4 separate regions of the Homo sapiens genome follow, and all the other regions are linked to region 3. A link is a contact called in ENCODE Hi-C or POLR2A ChIA-PET data. All regions are on one chromosome and are shown on one strand. Each heading gives the region's core, a stretch centred on a gene start or an enhancer-like site at or near the end of the contact. The rest is flanking DNA. Distances are from core to core; before and after follow the strand shown. Region 1 holds the start of ENEMAL (enhancer lncRNA neighbor of NEAT1 and MALAT1). Region 2 holds the start of FERMT3 (FERM domain containing kindlin 3). Region 3 holds the start of SF1 (splicing factor 1). Region 4 holds the start of NAA40 (N-alpha-acetyltransferase 40, NatD catalytic subunit).

The links. A loop is a pair of places that touch in the nucleus more often than their neighbours do. ChIA-PET counts read pairs that join two places held with the same protein, here RNA polymerase II (POLR2A). Pooled maps may share reads with other maps.
Region 1: a pooled map shows a loop between it and region 3 (6-fold over the local background). The contact joins the promoter of ENEMAL here to the promoter of SF1 in region 3. A Hi-C loop is called at or near these places in 3 of 50 pooled maps. POLR2A ChIA-PET finds 5 or more read pairs at or near these places in 4 of 52 experiments (Caco-2, PC-9 and activated CD4-positive, alpha-beta T cell).
Region 2: a pooled map shows a loop between it and region 3 (5-fold over the local background). The contact joins the promoter of FERMT3 here to the promoter of SF1 in region 3. A Hi-C loop is called at or near these places in 6 of 50 pooled maps. POLR2A ChIA-PET finds 5 or more read pairs at or near these places in 3 of 52 experiments (activated B cell, activated T-cell and activated naive CD4-positive, alpha-beta T cell).
Region 4: a pooled map shows a loop between it and region 3 (14-fold over the local background). The contact joins the promoter of NAA40 here to the promoter of SF1 in region 3. A Hi-C loop is called at or near these places in 1 of 37 single-sample maps with no recorded cell type and 7 of 50 pooled maps. POLR2A ChIA-PET finds 5 or more read pairs at or near these places in 3 of 52 experiments (CD4-positive, alpha-beta T cell, H1 and activated T-cell).

Annotation. Positions count from the first base shown.
Region 1 is chr11:65,476,056-65,478,755 of GRCh38, reverse strand. It overlaps ENEMAL (enhancer lncRNA neighbor of NEAT1 and MALAT1), which reads left to right and starts at 1,269. Exons shown (of 1, transcript NR_186313.1): 1 at 1,269-1,979. RefSeq lists enhancers at 956-1,045, 881-1,476 and a silencer at 1,216-1,345.
Region 2 is chr11:64,205,433-64,208,132 of GRCh38, reverse strand. FERMT3 (FERM domain containing kindlin 3) reads right to left here and starts at 1,412. Exons shown (of 15, transcript NM_031471.6): 1 at 1,319-1,412; 2 at 609-782. The coding sequence starts at 768. RefSeq lists enhancers at 764-843, 1,164-1,243, 1,678-2,240, 2,144-2,403, 2,241-2,700.
Region 3 is chr11:64,777,095-64,779,794 of GRCh38, reverse strand. It overlaps SF1 (splicing factor 1), which reads left to right and starts at 1,253. Exons shown (of 13, transcript NM_004630.4): 1 at 1,253-1,433. The coding sequence starts at 1,403. RefSeq lists enhancers at 789-898, 875-1,476 and silencers at 1,139-1,538, 1,799-2,108.
Region 4 is chr11:63,937,563-63,940,262 of GRCh38, reverse strand. It overlaps NAA40 (N-alpha-acetyltransferase 40, NatD catalytic subunit), which reads right to left and starts at 1,261. Exons shown (of 8, transcript NM_024771.4): 1 at 1,161-1,261. The coding sequence starts at 1,166. RefSeq lists silencers at 1,155-1,340, 1,270-1,349, 1,610-1,659 and enhancers at 1,380-1,519, 1,758-2,258.

The DNA of each region.
Region 1 (2,700 bases), core at 20-2,519, 700 kb before region 3:
GCCATCGAGCAGCCCAGGCAGAGGCAAAACTCTTTATCTGAGGAATTCAGAAGTAATGAGACTTCCCTATACCATTTGGTTCCTAGCTCCGGTCCAACAAAATTTCCAAGTAATTAGAATTTCTATACATCTCTGCAAATGCATGCCTGTCCAAACTCATTGTGCAACAACCCTTGCTGACTGGCATTAGGCACCAAAATGTCTACAAATGTAATCATTTATCATGACCTATGTGGCTAGTGTGGTCCAAGTTACCCTTAAGCTCCCTCTTTAAGGTCCATAAATGCCCCTAAGGAAAATCCCTAAGTCCTCTAGCTGAGGCGCCCCTCTGCACTCTTCTGTAGTGCTTTTTCTTTTTCTTTTAATTATTTTTATTTTTTTATTAATTATTATTATTATTTTTTTTGAGATGGAGTCTTGCCTCACTCTGTCTCCCAGGCTGGAGTGCAGTGGCCGGATCTCGGCTCACTGCAACCTCTGCCTCCTGGGTTCAAGCGATTCTCCTGCCTCAGCCTCCCAAGTAGCTGGGACTACAGGCAAGTGTCACCACTCCCAGCTAATTTTTGTATTTTTAGTAGAGACAGGGTTTCACCATGTTGGCCAGGCTGGTCTTGAACTACTGTCCCCAAGTGATCCACCCGCCTCGGTCTCCCAAAGTGCTGGGATTGCAGGCGTGAGCCACCGCGCCCTGCCTTGGTAGTGTTCTATATAATGAAACTTTCCTTTTCAAACCTACACTGCCCTCCGTAGTGCAAACCGAACAGCCAGTGCTGAGGCGCAGAGACGCCTCAGGCACCAGGTGGGAGCAGGCAGGAAAGGCACGTGTGCGAAAAGGGAGGAAAAGGGGACGGAGAGCTCACTGGCCAGGGGAACGGAGTCGGTGACAGAAAGGGCTGCTGGCCGTGTGGGGTGTGTGGGCTGTGTGGGGTGGGGTGTGTGGTGTGTGTGTTTTGCGTATTTTTAATAGAGACCGGGTCTGGCCAGGTTGCCCAGGCTGGTCTCAAACTCCCCTTCCCGTCCTGGAACCCCTTGGACTCCCCAGTTCGTAAGGCCAGTGCAGAGATCCTGGGGAGGGAGAAGCAGGGCCAGCTACCACCGCCCTTCCGCTCCAGACGGTCCCGCAGATTGGCCAATCCCGGCCGCCCAGCCAGATGCTTCCCGGTGACTCAGCGCCCGGCGTGTCACGTGACGGCGGGTGGGCACCCGCGCAGGGGCCGCTGGGAGTCCCGCGCTGCCTCCCCTGCCCCCGCGCCGGGGCCACGTCCCCCAGCCAGGTCCCTTCTTCCTGCCGTGTCCCCAGGGCAGGACCGCATCGGAGAGAGTCCGGGAGGAGGCCGCGCTCCTGGGGGCTGGAGACCCGGCGGCGGTGGCCACTGCGCGCTGTTCCAGCCTTGAGGGAGGGAACCGCGGGCCTGGGTCCGCCTTGGGATTTGGGAACCGGTTTCCTGCCGGGTTGACCTAACTTGAGCCTTCAGTAGTTCCGGGGCGGGTGTTGTGGTCTCCGTTCCAAAGTCGGGAAAACGGTATCTGGGCTGGCGAAGGGCCGCGAGGGTGGTGGGAGGACCCTGTGGCTGCGCCGAACAGACCGCGGGAACCCACACTGAGTGGGGTGGGACGGGCTGCCACCCCGGCTTTGTCAGCCCCATGCCCCCTTCTCGCCCTTCATCCTCTGCTCCCTCACTTAGGCTCCAATTCCTCCTGATTTTGTTCTGTTTTTCCCTTCGGGCATCCAAGGCAGCCACCTGCCCAGGCCTGGGCCTGTTCAAACACTGTCTCCGCTGTACTCCCTAGCTCCTTGAACCCCTACATTGTCTGCATTCAGGAAGTTTTGTGGCTTTTTAGGATTTTTTTTAAACACAGGGTCTGGCTCTGTTGCCCAGGCCGGAGTGCAGTAGTGTGATCATAGCTCACTGTAACCTCGAACTCCTGGGCTCCAGCCATAGGAAGCTTTTAATAAAACAACCTTTGCTCCGACCGCACCCTGGCCTTGCTGGATAAAGCCAGGCCTCTCTCTTGGGTTACAGCAGGCCCTTCAGGACTTGGCTGCCCCTCTCTGTTCCAGCTTCTCCTGATGTTCCTCGCTCACCCCAGAACTCCTTTCCCAAAACTGAGGGAACTCCAGCTTGTCCTTAAGATCTCAGCTCTGCCCAGTGGTCTCCTTAGACTGGGTGTGAGGGTCCCGCTGTGGACTCCCTGAGCTTAGGGAGAGGGCAGATTTGTTCCTGCTCTCTCAGGCCCAGTTTAGGCCTCAAGACAAGAGCCCAGGTTGTCTCCTCAGAGCTCAGAATGCTGCCACCACGTGTGGTCAGACCACTATTGGCCCAGCTCTAACCAGTAACTGGAGCAAGGCTTAGGATTGCTGAGAAAGATTGGGGGCAGCAGAGAAGCTTCTAAGAAAAGGTTAAATAACACACCTCTTTTTCTTGTTGTTGTTTTTGTTTTTTTGAGACGGAGTCTTGCTCTGTCGCCCAGGCTGGAGTGCAGAGGCGCGATCTCGGCTCACTGCAACCTCCGCCTCCTGGGTTCAAGCGATTCTCCTGCCGCAGCCTCCCAAGTAGCTGGGAGTACAGGCATGTGCCACCACGCCCAGCTAATTTTTGTATTTTTAGTAGAGATGGGATTTCACCATGTTGGCCAGGATCTCGATCTCCTGACCTCGTGATCCACCTGCCTTGGCCTCCCAAAGTGCTGGGATTACAG
Region 2 (2,700 bases), core at 163-2,662, 570 kb after region 3:
CCAGGCTCTTGGCCGGGACTGTGGTGGGCCTGTCTTCCGGCTCTGCCTATCGGGGTCTTCCTGCTGCTCTCTCAGGAAGGGGTAGCCCCCACCCCCGGCAGGGAAGGAAGATGAGGAGCCCCCGTGTCACTAGCCCCGTGGTCCTCCATGACTGATACCACAGCTGCTCTGCTGTAACTTCCTGTGGGGGCAGGGCCTTCCCACCCAGGCTGGGCCTGTCACCAACCTGCTCAAAGCTTCCGCCAAGGGGAGGGAGCGTGGGGGCAGGCCCCTGGGTCACCTAGACCCCCTCAGACCTCAGCAATGTGACTTCAGCCTCGGCCCAGACAAGACCACTCCTTCTGCCCCTATTGGTGGCTGAATGGAGGATTGTGGCTGCGTCTGATCCTTAGCAGACCAGCTGCAGCAGAAGGGAGGGAGGGAAGAGGGTGGGAGGGAGAGGAAGTTGGGGAAATGTCTTTTTTGGAACCAAATGATTAAGCTAATGCCTGAGTCACCGTGACACCATTATCGGGAGCTGAGCAGCAGGGATGGCCCGGAAGTGCCCAGAGACACCCGTGGCGGCCGCCCATGGTGCCGAGTTCAGCAAGCGGGCAGCGGACACTCACTGATCTGCTCCACAATCTTCAGGAGCACCCCGCCGATGTGCGACTCCCCAGTGACCCGCAGGGTGACCGACTCGGCCTCTGGGTCCTCCTCTCCCACAAACACCCGCAGCTCCCATGACGAGTCGATGTAGTCCCCGGAGGCTGTCTTCATCCCCGCCATGGCTGCGGCTGCTGCTACAGAGAGTGTGGAAGGAGGCAAGGTGGGCAGGCCCTGGTAGGCCTCCGGGTTTGGGCAGAAGAGCTCTGTGATGCCCTGGACACACCCAGAGGAAAGCCGCTCATGAAGGAGGGCGGGAGTGAGCACCCAGGCCAGCACGCCCGTGGTACCCTCAGACTCTCTCTCCAGCGCTGGCGCTTGAGCCGCGAGGGCCCTCAGAGACCATGTAGTCCAATCCGCTCCCATCCTACAGGCGGGCAGACTGAGGCCGGGTAAGAAGGGGCTCACTCAGGACCACCGTGCTCAATGCCAGCCCACAGCTCACTCCCAGACCCTCAGGGGCAGCTGCCCACTCTGGCCATGGCTTCGTACCCAGGCCAGGAAGTAGTTCCGATCCTGGCCCACAGCTCAGATGCCAACATCACAAACCAGCCAAAGCCTCTCCGGGGAGGTGGAAAGTTCAGGCTGCCGCATGGCGAGAGGCAGGCTGGGCAGAGGCTGCAGGAGGATAAGGAAGAGAAGGGCCCAGGGTCCCAGTGAGGCCTGAGCTTACCTTTCCTGGCAAGGGCTGGGGGCTGCAGGTGGGTCTCGGGCTACACCCCTGTGGGCCGTGGGCTTCCTGCCCTCCTTTCTCTTTGGAGCTTCCTTCAGGGCAGCCCTTGCTTGTGCCTTATCACGAGCAGGGCGGGTTCAGCCCCTCCCCAGGGCGGGCTGGCGCTGGGTGCAGGAAGCACACTGCCAGCCCACAGAGGGTTCCAGGGGCCCCCCCACCTTTGTCCCCAGAGAGCACAGGAAGCTAGGGAGAGCGGGGCTTAGCGACTCAACACCATAAAAACGCCCCCTTCCTCATTTGGAGGGAAGCTCAGTGCAAACTCAACAAGTCCCCCGGCTGTGTGTGTTCAGGGCTAGGTCCACTTTTGTGGGAAGTGTCTGCCATCCTCAGCCTGTCACATGAGGTGGGGACCTTGGGCTTTGAAACATCACTGGGCTGCCGGAGGGAGAGCCCAGGAGTCGACAGAGTGTATCCAGGTTATTTGGGACTCACAGGTTAAATCGGCTCCAGCCTGGCTATCCCTATCAACCAAGGATCCCTCAAGGCCCCAGAGGGAAACAAGTCCATTTTGCAGTTTTTCCTAGCTCCGCGTAGGGCTACCTTCAAACTCATGAACTCAGACCTGCCAGGTGAACAAGTGAACAGTACTTGGCCCAGACCATCCACAACCTCCCGGGCCCTCAGGTCACCCAGCTCCAAACACGACCCCTCCACTGTGCTCCACTTGGATGAGCCTCCCCGAGTCCCCACGAGGCTCACTCCCATCAAGTCCCTGCTTAGGTGACACCTCAGGGGTCTCTGGTGGTCTATACCCTCCTGCTCATCACCTGCCCTAGGATGTGGACTTCAGTAGAGCAAGGCACGTCCGCCACCAGCTCTGCGCAGGACAGCGGCCTTTCCAGTGAACACACTGGGGTTGGAGCATGCAGGGTGGGCAAGCCTGGGGGCGGCAGAGTCCTGCCAATGGGGGAGGCTACCTGAGCATCGCCACTCAGATGGGGAAGGGGGCGGCCTGCCGGGGATTCCCAGGGGAAAAGAAAGCTGATGAAACTAACAGCAGGAAGTCCAGCCAGCTGCTAGTCTCAGCGCCTTCCTAGCCCAGAAAGCAGCACTCTTGGAGCAAATGAGGAAGTTTTACTCCTGCCCCAAAGGCCTCCCCAGTCCAGGAAGAGAGCTTTAGAAAACGCAGCTTGTTGCAACCATGGAAAAGTGTAATTAAAGCTTAGCACCCTAAGTTCTCAGGTAAGAGCCGTGCATTAAAACCATCACCCAGGCCGGGCGCGGTGGCTCACGCCTGTTAACCCCAGCACTTTGGGAAGTCCAGGCGGGTGGATCACGAGGTCAGGAGATTGAGACCATCCTGGCTAACACGGTGAAACCCC
Region 3 (2,700 bases), core at 4-2,503:
GCTCCGTCTTGTAAAGTTTTCCCAGTACTGTAGTAGTTATTTTTATTTTTATTTTTGACAGTCTCGCTCTGTCACCCAGGCTGAAGTGCAGTGGCCCCATCTCGGCTCACTGCAACCTCCGCCTCCCGGGTTCAAGCGATTCTCTTGCCTCATCCTCCTGGGAAGCTGGGATTGCAGGAGTGCACCACTACACCCAACTAATTTTTGTATTTTTCGTAGAGACGGGGTTTCGCCATGTTGGTCAGGCTGGTCTCGACCTTCTGACCTTGTGATTCGCCCGCCTCGGCCTGTCAAAGTGCTGGGATTACAGGCGTGAGCCACCGCGCCCGGCCGTAGTTATTGTTTTATACGATTTTAAGATCATTTAATTAAATCCTCTGAACTCCGTGGAGATTCCAATAGAAGTGTGTATTTGTAATTTTTGAACTGACAACCTTCTGTTACCTTTCATCTAATATGTTGTTGCATCAGTTCAAATACTGTTTTAAATCCTTCGATAAGTCGTCTCTATTCGTAGCTTTTTGGGTCACTTTTTTTTTTTTTTTTTTTTTCCAAAAAAACAGGAAGTCTTTTTACCTGCAGCGTCAACTGAGCCGGTTTTCCGGCGCGCGCCAGCCCCTCCCCTGCTCCCGCCCCAAGGTTCTGCGTTACCATGGGAACAAAGGTTGACGTCACTTAGGGCTTCCTTGCTGGACCCAAGGGTCGATGGTGAAGGGAGACGGGTGGAGAGGCGGTTTTGCTCCATCTACGCATGCGCACTTCCTGCTCCAGGACTCCCCCGCCGTAAATCTCGTTCCGGCTGGGCCTTTTCCGCCGCGACTCTCGCTTAATCCCGGAGAAACTGCCCCCTGGGGGAGGGGAGTAGAAAAAGGCTGGAACCAGCGACAGCCAATCCCGCGACACTACAACGCAGGCGAGATTGATTGAGTCCACCACCGCAGCCAATGAGAGAGCTCGCCGTCGCTCCGTCATAGAGTTCGCCCCACCCCATCCCCTCCTTTCTGGACTCGGAGCTCAGTTCACGCAGTAACAAATGAAGTGCGCGCTGCGACACCTCCCAGCCCACCGAACTCCGCCGCCATTTCCTCGCTTGGCCTAACGGTTCGGCCAATCCCAGCGCGCATCAAGAAGGACTGAGGCTCCGCCAATCGGAGGCCGCCGATTTCGACCCTTCGCCTCGGCCCGGCCCAATCCAGGCCCCGGCCCCGCCGCCCCCGGCCCGCCCCCGCGGTGCCCTCTCTCCTCCCTCTTTGTGCGTCTCGCGCCGCCGCCGCCCGCCGCGTGAGAGGACGGGCTCCGCGCGCTCCGGCAGCGCATTCGGGTCCCCTCCCCCCGGGAGGCTTGCGAAGGAGAAGCCGCCGCAGAGGAAAAGCAGGTGCCGGTGCCTGTCCCCGGGGGCGCCATGGCGACCGGAGCGAACGCCACGCCGTTGGGTAAGCTGGGCCCCCCCGGGCTGCCCCCGCTCCCCGGGCCCAAAGGAGGCTTCGAGCCGGGCCCTCCGCCTGCACCCGGGCCTGGGGCGGGGCTGCTGGCTCCCGGGCCGCCGCCGCCCCCGCCCGTGGGCTCGATGGGGGCCCTGACCGCGGCCTTCCCCTTCGCGGCGCTGCCTCCGCCGCCTCCGCCGCCGCCCCCTCCGCCTCCCCAGCAGCCGCCGCCGCCTCCACCGCCACCGTCCCCCGGCGCCTCGTACCCGCCGCCGCAGCCGCCCCCTCCGCCGCCGCTCTACCAGCGCGTGTCGCCGCCGCAGCCGCCGCCACCCCAGCCGCCGCGTAAGGACCAGCAGCCGGGCCCGGCCGGCGGCGGAGGAGGTGAGTCGGGCCGAGAGAGCGCGAGAGGCGTCGCGCGGACGGGCCCGGCCGCCTGAGGGGCGCGCGGCGGCGGCGACGGCGGCTGCACGCGGCAGGGGCGCGCGTGCGCGCACGGGGAGGCCCGGGCGGAGGCGCCCCTGGGCGCGCGCGGCCTGGTTCTAGGGCCTCGAGTGCGCACGCGCGCTGTGGGGGGAGGGCTGGGCGGGCGGGAGGCGCTCTGTGCGCAGACGCAGTGAGGTGGCCGGGCTGTGCGGCGCAACTGTATAGACTGGGGGCCCACTATTGCTGTCCAGTCCGCTGGTGTCGGGAACAGGGGTGGCGGGTGTTCAGCGCTGGACGGGGTGCTAGCTGTGAATGCCAGCAGGGCGTGAAAGCCTCACCTGATGACGTGCAGCGACTCCCTTCTGGTCTTGAGGAACCAGAATGGGAACCGTACCAAGGATAGCTCCTCTGCTTCTACAGCAAGGCAGGGTTTTCATCCGGGAGAGGTTGGCATGCTTCAGATGATGGTTGGGTCTGATCTTTCTTGGTCTCTTTTGGGGAGAGAATTTTAGTTTGTTTTTTTTTTTAAATCTGTTCAGTATGTTTAGATCTCAGTCTGATCGGCTGCCCTGTCGCTTTGTTTTAAAAAGCTTTTCCCTCTGATCCTGTACCCCTTGGGAAATAGAAGGACTCTTTTGTGGCAAATGTAGGGAGTTTCTGCCTATGTACGGGGAAAGGAGAACTTGGCTGCTATTGTATAGGTTGTTGAATTTTTGATAGATCCTTTTAAGAGTTCAGACCCTCAGTGTCCAACTGGCCAGGAAAACTGAATGCTGATCTTGGCTAAACTTATGAAGACAAAGGTGATCTTGTTGAAGAATTGGGCTTTTCCCACTTGGTAGGGTGTAAC
Region 4 (2,700 bases), core at 12-2,511, 840 kb after region 3:
CCTGGCCAACGTGGTGAAACCCTGTCTCTACTAAAAATACAAAAATGAGCCGGGCATAGTAGCGGGCGCCTGTAATCCCAGCTGCTGGGGAGGCTGAGGCAGGAGAACCGCTTGAACCCAGAAGAAGGAGGATGCAGTGAGCCGAGATCGCGCCATTGCACTCCAGCTTCGGCGACAAGAGCAAAACTCCATATCAAAAAAAAAAAAAAAAAAAAAAAAAAAGAATACAGCCAATACTAGGAAAAGCGTTATCTTTTTAGGAGGGTGACTGATACTGCTGTAATTGAGACTTAGTAAGGTGAACGCACAGAAACTTGCAAATAACTTCTGCCCTACCCTATATCCCGGGAAAGTAAACTAAAATGCACCTCCAGGCTGCCGGCACGGAACAAGTGGTCAATATCCATCCGCGGCTGGGCCGCCGCCCCCGCCTCCCCGCATCTTCCCCGCACACCTGCACAGCCCTCCCCTTGCAAAAAACACCTGCACTACCAAAACCCCTAACAACCCAAGCGGTCGTAAGAACCATTTCATTGCAACCAGGAGGCGTCGAAGGCAGGAGTCTATGGGAAAGGAAGGCTGTGTTTATCAGGAGCAGCAGGAACCTGGTGGAGAGGTTTCGAAAGAGTGTAGGGGAACCGGCTTCGCTGAGACTCGAGTAACGGGAAGGGCAGTGGACTGGGATTCGGGAGGCCCAAGGTGGGGTCTGACGCCCCCGACAATATGACCTTGGCTAGGCGCCTTCTTTCCTCTGGGCCTCAATTCCCTCCAAGCCAGGGTTGACCTCGGATGTGAAAAGCGACGAAGCTGGTGACAGCCAGGTGATGAGTGACCCTGGGGGAGCGGGAAGCTAACCCCAGGGTCCCCGCGGGGGACGGTGGTGGGGAGGCCAGTAACGGGTCCGCGAAGCAGGAAGGGGCGGGCGTGACGCTGGGGGCGCCGAGGGGGTGGGGCCCCGGACCAGGGGCTCTCCAGAGGATTCCCGGGCTAGGCCTAGCGTAGGGACCCTTAGAATGGGGGAGTCGGGTCATGTGGGGGTCAGGGGTCACGTGAGGCTGGAGGGGGTCGGGGTCACGTGAGAGGGGGGTTTAAGAACAAAGGGGGCGAGGGTAGCGAGGAGCGCCCCTGGACCTCCCATCTCCTCTCTCTGCCTCACTCACCCCCATAGCGGCGGCGACAACGCTCAGCTTCTTCTTCACACACTTGCCGGCAGGGAGGCGGCAACGGCGGTGGCTGCAACAGCGGCGGCAGCAGAGCGGACGGCCCTGCAACGCGCATGCGCCTCGCAGCTTCCCCCCCCCCCCCCGCCCAACCGCGCGCCCTCGTACCGCGCCGGCGCAGAACCGGCGCAGGGCAGCGGTGAGCCGGCGCGCAGGTGGAGCGCCCGCTAGGCTGGCCGAGGGTCTCCGACCAGGAGGAGGCGGGAGCGCGGAGGAGCGTCGCGCCGGGAATGACGTGCGGCCAGAGCCCGCCCCCTCGCAGGGCTGCGTCTGTAACTATGGCAACGGCGGCGCCAGGCCTGGCTGCTCACCCAGGCCGTGAGTCGCGCGCCGCTGGGGGCCGGGTGGTTGGCAGCACCTCCCCTGCGGCCAGCGACTCCTTGGCCCCGCGCGTAGCAGCCGGCGGCACAGCCACCTTCCCAGGCGGCCAATCGCGTCTCGACCTCTAAAGTACCTGCCCCTCCAGAGCCCTAGCGCGCGTAGCGGAAGTCTTTGGAAACTTTCCCACCTTCCAGATCTTGACTCTTGAAATTCCTTTTCTAACCAGAGTCCTGTTACTCATTCATTCGTCTTCTAACCATTCATTCCCCCTCATTCATTCACGTTCTCAATAAAAATTAACTCGCATCTACGCGGTGCTGAGCCCAGGGGGCACAGAGAGGAGCGAGGTGCCATCTCAGCGCCACACCTCAGGGTTTAGAGGGGAGACGGGCACGTAAGCACTGTTTAGGAGAGAGTGGACAGTGCTGTTAGCGTGAACACCAGGCATCCCGGAAAGTTTTAATTTCAACCCATCCCCAGCACACCGGAGTGACCCGCACGTGACCCGAATCCAAACCGCCGGGGGCGCTTCCGCAGTGTGCACACCTCTGCCAACCTCCCCCAGAATCTCCAGGGGTGGAGCCAGAGTCTTCACTTCCTAGTGCTCCCCAGGTAGGGAGCGAAAATTAGTGAAATGCTTCAAGACGAAAATTAGTGAAATGCTGCCCAACACTTAAGCTTCATGGACTTTTTCAGGTTTTGCTCATTATTCCATCTTTTTGTTTTTTTAAGAGACAGGGTCTCGCGGTCGCCCAGGCTGGAGTGCAGTGGTGCAATCACAGCTCACTGCAGCCTCGACCTCCTGGGCTCAAGCGATCCTCCCGCCTCAGCCTCCTGAGTAGCTGGGACTACAGGTGTGCACTACCATACGCAGCTCAATTTTTATTTATTTTTTGTTGAGATGGGGTCTCACTGTGTTACACAGACTGGTCCCAAACTCCTGGGCCCAAGCGATCCTCCCACTTTGGCCTCCCAAAGTGCTAGGATTACAGGCGTCAGCCACTGTGCTTAGCCTCATTATTCCAACTTTAGTGCTCAGTACAGTGGTGGCCTCAACAACATTTATCCAGTGCCTACTGTATGCTAGGCACTGTTCCAAGCAGCAAGGAAAACAACAATAAGAAACAGAATAGGCACCACCCTTGTATCCTAGAAGGAG